3 separate regions of the Homo sapiens genome follow, and regions 1 and 2 are each linked to region 3. Evidence: chromatin contacts called from ENCODE Hi-C or POLR2A ChIA-PET data. All regions are on one chromosome and are shown on one strand. The core of a region is the stretch at or near the end of the contact, and the rest is flanking DNA. Distances in the headings are between cores, read along the strand shown.

Evidence for each region. A loop is a pair of places that touch in the nucleus more often than their neighbours do. ChIA-PET counts read pairs that join two places held with the same protein, here RNA polymerase II (POLR2A). Pooled maps may share reads with other maps.
Region 1: a loop to region 3 is called in a map of sciatic nerve, with 2.6 times the contacts of the local background. The contact joins two enhancer-like sites. A Hi-C loop is called at or near these places in 2 of 168 maps with a recorded cell type or tissue (Calu3 and sciatic nerve) and 1 of 50 pooled maps. POLR2A ChIA-PET finds 5 or more read pairs at or near these places in 3 of 52 experiments (GM10248, activated B cell and activated naive CD4-positive, alpha-beta T cell).
Region 2: a loop to region 3 is called in a map of K562, with 3 times the contacts of the local background. The contact joins two enhancer-like sites. A Hi-C loop is called at or near these places in 2 of 168 maps with a recorded cell type or tissue (K562 and OCI-LY7), 1 of 37 single-sample maps with no recorded cell type and 5 of 50 pooled maps. POLR2A ChIA-PET finds 5 or more read pairs at or near these places in 1 of 52 experiments (K562).

The regions. Positions count from the first base shown.
Region 1 is chr6:157,839,151-157,842,251 of GRCh38, forward strand. All of the region lies in intron 1 of SNX9 (sorting nexin 9), which reads left to right. Among named protein-coding and RNA genes, the nearest start is that of SNX9, 17 kb to the left of the region's middle. RefSeq lists an enhancer at 2,460-2,609. Within about 2 kb of position 1,826, at least 6 of the 41 ENCODE cell types and tissues checked have a DNase peak (open chromatin) inside an H3K27ac peak, as active enhancers do.
Region 2 is chr6:157,513,007-157,516,519 of GRCh38, forward strand. All of the region lies in intron 1 of ZDHHC14 (zDHHC palmitoyltransferase 14), which reads left to right. Among named protein-coding and RNA genes, the nearest start is that of MIR3692, 14 kb to the right of the region's middle. Within about 2 kb of position 2,170, at least 4 of the 41 ENCODE cell types and tissues checked have a DNase peak (open chromatin) inside an H3K27ac peak, as active enhancers do.
Region 3 is chr6:157,668,337-157,671,661 of GRCh38, forward strand. The region is part of intron 8 of ZDHHC14 (zDHHC palmitoyltransferase 14); the gene reads left to right. Among named protein-coding and RNA genes, the nearest start is that of MIR3692, 140 kb to the left of the region's middle. RefSeq lists enhancers at 1,031-1,638, 1,639-2,244. Within about 2 kb of position 1,480, at least 22 of the 41 ENCODE cell types and tissues checked have a DNase peak (open chromatin) inside an H3K27ac peak, as active enhancers do.

The DNA of each region.
Region 1 (3,101 bases), core at 576-3,075, 170 kb after region 3:
TGGTGTTAGGTATCAATGAATTGTCCTTGTGTATAATTACTGTTATATGTGTGTGGGGATGTATATATGTAATGAATTAATGTTGAGGTCATTGGCATTCCTCTGTGATTCATTATAGCTGTTACATAAAAGCCTATTTCCCCTATTAGTGTTTTGTTTCTCTTGAATTTTATATTTAGAATAAAAGAGAAATTATGTCTTTTATTAGAGATGCAATGAATGAATAAAATTAGTTCTACCTGATTATGAAGCATATGTATTTTCATGTAATGGTGATATAGCATAGAGATTAGGAGCCTGGGTTCAAATCCCAGTCCAGTTATTAATACATTACTTTGAAAAGTTACTTACTGCTTCACTTTCCTTATCTGTAAAATACAAATAATTGAATGGATTCAGGTGTGAATTCCATTGCACAGTCCAAGTGGGGGAAAAATTATAATTTTGCTTTTCTGTAATAATTTACAACAAATTACATCCCCGTCCTGCTGGGGAAGCAGACCTATAATATTTTAGTTCCCAGGCCACCGCCTCTTGCCCAGGGTGAAGCATAATTTGAGGGTGGGGATGGTAACCTAGTGCCATGGCCTTGAAGGTGTGACCCCATCTTGCCCTCCAGTCTCCTCTTTAGGCCTTTCCTCCTGCCCCTCAGTTTAGTAACTCTCTCCACCACTTCCTTGCTGTGCTGCTTGAGGACATGGTAACCACCTTGCTGGTTGTGCGCAGTATTGGGGCGTGAATCTCTGCAAAGCTCAGACCTTTCTGTCTTAATGTGATACATAGCTGTTTGGATTCTCCTATCCTCTCCGGTTGTTTCATGGTTTCACTAGGGTTCTGAAAGCAGGTGAAAAAAAACAAGAAAGCCTCACTGGGAAGGTGACACTCAGGTAGAGATCTGAGGGAAGGTGGGGGTGTCTTTGGATCTCGGGAAAGAGCAGACCCTCAGGCTGGTGCTTGGGGTGTCTTTGGATCTCGGGAAAGAGCAGACCCTCAGGCTGGTGCTTGGGGTGTCTTTGGATCTCGGGAAAGAGCAGACCCTCAGGCTGGTGCTTGGGGTGTCTTTGGATCTCGGGAAAGAGCAGACCCTCAGGCTGGTGCTTGCACAGTGAGGCCAGAGCTGAGGGAGCTCAGGGAAGAGGGGCTGCTCCCCAGGCTGAGGAGGCCCAGGCGACCACGGGGGCTTTGACATTTATTTGGCAATAAAACCATTGGAGGGTTTTCACCACACCCAAAATGACTGACTTTTACAAAAAATACTTTCTTTCTTTCTTTTCTTTCTTTTCTTTCCTTTCTTTCCTTTCCTTCCTTCCTTCCTTCTCCCTTCTCTCTCTCTCTCTCTTTCTTTCTCTTTCTTTCTTCTTTCTTTTTTAAAGAGTTGAGCTTGCCTTTATTACCCAAAGCTAACTGCAGGAGTTAACAGTCAGTTTGCTTTGATACTGGATTTAAGCCTTATTTTATCCCTTCTTAAAACTTAATTGATTGTATCTTATTAAAGCCACACTAGGAAAATCCTGTGCTCCATTTAAGTCAATCAGTAAGAGAGCTTCAGAAGGATTGACACAGTATCCTTCTCTATATGAGGAATACCCCAGTCAAATCAGCTGGGAGAAAAAACTTTGTAAAGAAATTTTTAAAAACCTCTATTATTTTGCATTCGAGATTTTGTCTGATAGAAAATTTCAGATTATGTTTCCTGGATATACTGAAAGTGAATACAAACGGCTCATCAGACCATTTGGCTGTTACCGTTATGCTGTTCACTCGACTGGTGGCCACATAGACATAAGCAAAGTACTTGCAGACTGCTGGATTTCTGACTGATGAAACCATTTCTGATCAGCGACTCACTGCATTTCTCTTCCGATGAGGGTCACTGTTTGCAGGGTGTCTGGTATAAACTTCCTGAAGCCCCAGCAGTCTTGAGAGCAGCAGTAGAAGAAAGCAGCTGGAACCCTGAGAACTGGGGCAGAATGCTGTTATGGGCTAAGAAGAAATGGCATCATCTTGGCTTAGAATTTGGAGATTCAATGAATCTTTATTCTTTCATGGTTCCATTAAGTGATTATTTTTAATATGAATTAGATCACTGGAATTTCATATTAGTCATGCTGAAAAATTCCACATCTGTGTGTTTTAATTTAGGGTCTTCAAGATGAAGGGCATCCCCCAATGATTAGGAGAGGCACAAGATAGAAATACAGATTTTATTACCTACAGGCCCTGGGAGTACACAGCAATCCTGGAGGTCACACACAGGATGGTCAGGGAGCTTGAAGGTCAGGAATTGTGAAGGGAGAGAGAGAGATTGAGACCTACCTAGAGACCCATGGGCCTTCATGGGGTCCAAACAGGTTTCCCCCAGGGAGGTTTAATTGGTTCCAGGAGGTCACACTGTGACTGCACAGCCCATGTGGGGTGTGGGGATCGGGGCCAGTGAAGTAGGCTGTGTGTAGCTTTCCCATGGGGAGGTGGTTGCCAGGAGGAAGTTGTCTAAGGCAGGTATCTGTATTAGTCATGTTGAGGAACTGGGAGGAGGTGTAGAACTGCACCCTCTGCCATGTCCAGGGTGACAGAGCCCTGCTTCTGCTACGACAAGGTCCCACTTATCTTCAAAGTGCATGCTGAGGCAACATAAAATGATAAGAATTTACTACACTGTGACTTTTAAACTATCATCTCAATGGTTTGGCATGATTCAATATTTTCTATTTTAACTTTTTATTTATAAAAATTTTAAACATGGACAAAAGTAGAACAGCACAGTGACACTCCCCTGTGTACTCATCACCCACCTCCACAGTGATCCTGGCCCGTTTTGTTTCCTCTAGCCTCCCCTCCCCTATTTTCCCCTTTCCTCATTATTTTGAAGCAAATTCCAGACATCGTTTCATGATAAGTATTTTAATATATATCTCCAAAACTGTAGACTTAAATAACTGTAATTCCTGTTATACTTAAAAATTCAGAATACATTCTTAATATCTTCAAATATCCAGTCTGTTGGTAGGCAGTGTAAACATATTCATAAATTAAGTTTGCTGTATCTATTAAGTTGCTTGATAGTATTAAGGTGAGAACAGTGCCATCTCTTACTGGTTGAC
Region 2 (3,513 bases), core at 920-3,419, 150 kb before region 3:
AAAAGGCATGTGTATCACTCTCATATCAGTGTTCCAGAATAAACAATACGGGACTTTGTTAAATAATGCATCCACTTCTGCATAAACGTCTGGCAAATGCTGTTATTTCTAAGGAGATTCTTTAGCCCAGGACACCAGGGGAGATGGCTCAGCTTGTTCGTGACGTCTCGCTGTTGAGCAGATTGCTCTTAATAGCTTACTGTTCTCTGTAAGATGAAAACAAAATTGACTGTTCAGCACCATTCTCCTCCTCTTAGTGTCATTAGCTTTCTTAAAAGCACACTAAACTCTCAAGAGTTGCCACTTATATGGCTGTAGGAAAGATGTTTCACAGCTGTGAGTGTGGTGGTGGCGTCCACACCTGTCAGGACAGGCAGGGCCCAGGGTCGGAGCTGATAGTAAGTCAGTTTCATTCTAAACATTCATTTCTGAACATTTCACACCATTCCCTAAGCTGTTAGTGCTTTGTTACTTTTTACCTGATTGCACCCCGAGCTCCATCTGGGACTCTGTCAACATTGACATAAGCCTTGGAAAACACAGACTCATGGCTGTTTTTGCTGTTCGGTATTTAGGATTTACACTACACCAGGCACATCACTAAATACCATATGTACATTTACTTCATCCAGTCCGCATTATTATTGTTATGTGATTGTACTATTTATATATTATATTCTGTTATTATGTGTTGATTATGATATGATTGTCACCGCTTTTATTTTTTAATAAAAAGGTTCAGAGAGGTTAGGTAAGTTTGCCTGAGTCACACAGCTAGTGATGAGGTCAGAGATCAGAAGCCAGGCCTTCCGGACTCTGAAGATGAGGCTCCTTACCCAGCCATCATGAAACCTGAAAGGAACTTAGAAATCAGCTGTTTCCAGTCCCTCATTTTATGGATGAGCAAACCTTGGCTCAGCGAACAGTGAATTGCTCAGGGTCCCCTTGTCAGTGGCCTTCAGACCCTGGTCCCAGGCTCTTCCCACTGTGACACGCCATCCACATCCTTTCTCTCGGAGGCTGGCTGGTCCCTCCTGCCAGTCTTCCTGAATGAGTTTGCTTCACCAGATTTGGCTCTGTCTCTAGAAACAAAATGAGTTGAGTTTCATTAGCAAGCATGAAAAATGTAGGTTCAGAGATTAAAAGAAAAACAGTTGGGATATACCATATTGAAGGCACGTGGGTATAAATGGGTTCCAGGGCTCTCAATTTTTTGGGGGGACAAGGCAGAGTTACGTGTAAACAACCGACAAGCCAGCTCACGGCCATGCGGCCCACACTGTACCGTCACTCCCCTCTCAGGATCCATCTACTCTTCAGGAACATTGAATTTTCTTTCTTTCTATGCCCATGGTCACTTTCACCTGTGCTCACACACAGTCGGCTGTGCAAAGAGCAAAACTTGGATGTCCCCAGGTGGCTGCCAGGGTTGGGATGGAAGGTTCTGCTCTAGAAGCCAATAAAACAAAAATATCTGCCTATTAGATTGCAGTGATTAAATACTCTGATATCGCCAAGAAGTTGGATTGGAAGAAGTCCCTGGAATCCCCAATCTAGTACTTCAGTTTCTATGTTTATTGCTAGGCAGTGAATATTGAGTTTCATGGCAAATGTCATATAACTGTAACAGGCCCCTGAGGCAAGAGATGGACCCCTTATTCCGGTTGTTGTTTGAGCCCTGCAGCCTCTTGACTGCTGGAAAGCTTCACTGGCCTTGACCTTGGAAGGCTGACCCAGCCTCTCTTCCCCGCTGGGCGGTGGGGAGTGGGTGATGTCCAAGCCACCGATGGTATAGGCACAAAAACCAAGCCAACAAGGAACCCATTCCAGGAGTATGGGGGTGCTTGGGGCCTGGGTCTCAGGGGAGATCTGCTTTGGTGGAGTCTCCAAAGTATAACATCTGGTTCTCGACTTGGCAGGTCCGGAGACTCAGTGTTATCGCAGCTCTTTCAGAAGTGTTTGCATCGGGGCCTTACAGGTGCCTGAGATATCAAAAGGATGCTATGTATTTAGTGAGAACATTTTGTAAAGGCCAGAATATTCCTTTCCAGTTTTCCAGCATGTCCTGGGCTGGGGAAGTTGAATCTGTGGCTAGAAGGTTGCTTGGTGAGTGGGGCCTGAGCACTCACGGGGAGAGAGATGACCCTGAATGACACCTCATGCCAGCCACGGCGAGTACTAATGAGTCATCCCACAGTTGAGCATATCGCTGGTGACCAGAAGGTTCCTGCCTTCCTGTTACAGCATCTCTGCCAGACAGTGAGGAATGAACACTGCAAAATTTTCCCTCTCCGAATCTTTTCCATGGTCTTTCCAGCAGAGCACAGTGTAACTGATTGCATTCCAGCTCACGTGATTCTAGTCGCATCTTAGGCCTTCTTTTCTGGGCTGATGCGAAATCACACACAACGAACTGGGCGCACCCTTCATTTCTCTTTCTTTTTCTTTTTCTTTTTTTTTTTTTTTTTTTTTGGAGACGGAGTCTTGCTCTGTCGCCCAGGCTGGAATGCAGTGGCGCGCTATCTCCGCTCACTGCAAGCTCCGCCTCCCGAGTTCACGCCATTCTCCTGCCTCAGCTTCCGGAGTAGCTGGGATTACAGGCTCCCGCCACCACGCCCGGCTAATTTTTTCGTGTTTTTTAGTAGAGACGGGGTTTCACCGTGTTAGCCTGGATGGTCTCGATCTCCTGACCTCGTGATCCGCCCACCTCGGCCTCCCAAAGTGCTGGGATTACAGACGTGAGCCACCGCGCCCGGCCCACCCTTCATTTCTTTAGCCACAGATTCTCACACCATCTCTTGCACTCACCCCCACAGCTGTCTCTTAACACCAACTAACTGCATCTAGATAGTTTTTTAAGTAAACATTTGTATAGATGTGTAGTATTCATTCAGGAAAATGTACAAATTGTGAAGGTACAGCTCGATACATTTTTCCAAAGTTATCAGACTAACGTAGCAAGCAGGCAAGGCGTGAAATAGAACACTACCAGGACCCAAGTCCCCTGTGTGCCCTCCTTTCAGCCACCACTACCTCCAGAGTAACCGCTACCCTGCCCTCTAGCATCCTAGGTTTCATTTTGCCTGCTTATAAACTCGATAGTAAAATTCACACTATATTCTCTTTGCTCAACATATTTGCAAGCTATGTCTATGTTGTTTCATGCAGCAAATAGTATGTTTATTTCATTGCTGTATCATCCTCCATGATATTAATATGTAACTTATTACTACATTCTAACGTTGATACTTGAGTTGTTTCAGTTTGAGGCTTGTGTAATAGCGATGCTGTGAACATCCGTATATAGCATTGTGATAAATCAACCGTGTTTTTAATTTATCTAACTTTACTCTCCTAAGGTAATTTTATCTCAGAATTCTGGGAGTACCTTATTGTCATTCCCGTGAACAGGTTGCGGGTCCCTGAGTGCCTGGCCCGTGCTCTGTGTGTCTGCCATGATGTCATTTGTGGACCTGGCCAGTCTTTCCCTGTCAGAGTGTAAATCTATGAAAG
Region 3 (3,325 bases), core at 230-2,729:
AAGAGTCATTTGGAAAACATTTCTGAGTGACTTCTATATAGATTTTTTAAATTAAATGGCTTACGGGCTAGGCACGGTGGCTCAGACCTGTAATCCCAGCACTTTGGGAGGCCGAGGAAGGCAGATCACTTGAGGTCAGGAGTTTGAGACCAGCCTGGCCAACACAGTAAAACCCCCATCTCCACTAAAAAAAAAAAAAAAAAAAATACAAAAATTAGCCAGGCATGGTGGTGCGTGCCTGTAGTCCCAGCTACTCAGGAGGCTGAGGTAGGAGAATTGTTTGAACCCAGGAGGCAGAGGCTGCAGTGAGCCAAGATCGTGCCACTGCACTCCAGCCTGGGTGACAGAGTGAGACTCCATCTCAAAAAAAACAAAACAAAACAAAAATTAAATGGCTTAGGCTAAACTTCTTCTTTCACAAATATTATTTCACACCTTCTTCAAGTCCTTAAGCTTCACCCTTGACAAACTCAAGAGCATTTCCAACAAGGTCCTGGCCAGTGAGGCCCACACAGTGTTTGCTACAGTTCTTAACAAGTCGTAGGTACAGCATGGCAAAGCACCAGTAGGTATGTGCTGGAGTGGGCCAGGTTTGGAGTGGTCTGAACCATGCCATGGGAGACCTCCTTTAAGAAAAAACAAACAATATGCAGAGAACGAGGCCTTGGAAAGAGGCTGTGTAAGTAAAGGAGCCTGAAGCATCATTAGCTTCCCAGTAAAGCCACCTCTAGGGCTGTTATCTTTAAGTTAGCAAAGGGATGTTTGCAAATGGAAGTCTCCGAAGGTGCACCCAACTCTGCATCAACCCCAACAGGGAACACAGTCTCTCAGGAGCTTAACCGACCACTGCCGACAGCCACCTTATCCGAGAAGGTTCTCGTGGGTGTGCAGGAGCTCTTTGCAGGCTTAGGTGGCAGAGAGGTGATCAGGGGAGAGGAAAAGGGCCAGCAGCTGATGGAGTAGTGCAAAGTAGAAGAATGCACAAGAGAGGGGTGGTGGGGGGGGAAGACAGAGAGTGGAGGAGAGCCCACCTCTCCCCAGAGAGGAAAGTTGAAAGAAACAGAGGGTTGAGGCGAGCCCACCTCTTCCCACAGGGAAGGTGAAAGAGACAGAGAGGGTTGGAAGGAGAGGAGCCCGCCTCTGCCCTCAGGCTCCTACTGTGTGACCTTGACTGTCTCCTCCAGCTCCACCCTCGAACATATTTTTCTGTGAGTCTGTGAGAGTCAGTCAGAAGTACTTGGGCTGAACCCTAAAACAGAATTTGCCAATTAGTCTTCAGTAGAGAAGGCTTTCTTCAGGTCAACAGAGACAAGCAAATCTAATTTGCCATTTCCTTGTTCCTTAGAGCCAGGGGGTATTGTGTGGACAGAAAGCATTAGGATGAGTGAGGGCTCCAGAGGGGAAGCTTGAAAACAAGATGCCTTGGTCCAGCAAGGGCGCTGGCTTGCCAGCTGAGCTCTCTGAAGCGGCAGCTCCGCCCTGGGCTCATTCCCAGGCCCGGCCTGCTGGAGGCTGTGCGGAGTTACAGGAAATGGGAGTGCCGCTGCGGCTCAGCTGCCTCTGTCAGTAAGAATACGAAACGGTGATGTTCATAAAACATTCTTTGCAAAGCACAGTCCGTCCAAACCCTGGTATAGTTTCCAGAAGACGAATGTTTAATCAATGAGGCTGCTCTGCCTCTGCCTCTGCCCTGTCAAGACTGAGCCCATGTCCTGAGCAGAGCTGACAGCATGGGAGAGCGCCCGCAGCCTACACAGGCCACAGCTGTCTGCAGCCTGCTCAGTAGCCCCCACCGGAAGGGACCTGCACCCTGAGCTGAAATTCCCTGCAAGAGCAGAGAAAGCTACTCTGTTGCCCACCTGACAGCTTGGAGAAGCACCGCCGTGGCACAAATGATTGTGGTGATGAGTGGAAAGGATTGTTAACGCTTCACAGTCAGCCCCTTCCAAGTACTTTTTATTTATTTATTTATTTAGAGACAAGGTCTTGCTCTGTCGCCCAGGCTGGAGTACAGTGGCGTGATCTCAGCTCACTGGAACCTCTGCCTTCTGGGCTCAAATGATTCTCCTACCTCAGCCTCCTGAGAAGCTGGGATTACATTTGTGTGCCACCATGCCCAGCTAATTTTTGTATTTTTTGTAGAGATGAGGTTTTGCCATGTTGCCCAAGCTGGTCTCGAACTCCTGAGCTCAGGTGATCCTGCCTGCCTTAGCCCCCCAAAGTGCTGGGATTATAGGCATGAGCCACTGTGCCCGGCCGCCTTCCAAGTAGTTTCTAATGGCCTTTCCTTTCCTCCAAATAACCCTACTCCCCTCCCCTCCCCCGCACTTTGGCACCTTTCTTTCCCAAGCCTTCCCCAGCTTCTCAGTGTTTTGCAATTGCACTGTCCAGGCTAAAGCCACAGAAAAGCAAGGATCTTCGTGAGACTTGCTTGCCCTCTTCATAGCTCCACTATGAACTTTACTCTTGCCTAGGACCTAATCTTTGAGCATCTAAAGCCTGCAGATTCTTGAAGACTGCAGCCCCTCAACCTTCTCTTCTAGGCTGGAGGGTGGCTCAGGGTGGCCTACTACTTGTGATTTTAGAAAGAAACCCATGAGGCTGGGAAGGAAGTGTGCACTGCATGAAATAAGTGCCTTAGGATCAGCAGCTTTGGGTGAACTTCCTCCCTCCCCTCAAGGCTGCGTTGTGCATGTTGGCTCTGCACCGCTCTGTGGCTGCAGGGGTATGAGCAATGGCAGCTCTGTGCGAGTCTCTTATCAGGAAGAGGTCGGAGCACCTAAATCACAAAGCCATTGGTGAGTGGTTCTTCAGTAACTCTAGCCTTCTGATAAAGAGGAGGAGATAATAAGCCAAATAACATTTATTAAGCATCTGCTGTGTCCAATGTGGAATAGTGGAAAGAGGTCTACCCCAGCTCCAAATCCTAGATCCATCCCTTACTTTCATCTGTAAGGTCTTGATCGAGCTGTCCAACCCATCTGTGCCCCAGGGTCTTCATTTGTGAAGAGGGGAACAGGCTCATTCTAAGAACTCCTGCAGAAGTGAAGTGGAGCAGCCACTTTATAGCTTGAGCACAGAGTCCCGATTTGCTCACCTAATATCCATGTCTGTTCCTCCTTCCCATCAAAACACTGCTCCTGAATCTCACTGAGAAGGTACCGCACAGGCTCAAGTTGAAGATTTATAAGTCCTGTTAAGTCTCTTCTAGCTGTTCTGAAACTTGCCCATAGTTCAAGGAGAGGGTTTGCGGAGCTATCAGGGGTGCCTGTCGCATAGCCTGGAAATGTGCTTACACTATCTTCTTTGCCCAGTGAGCGAAGGG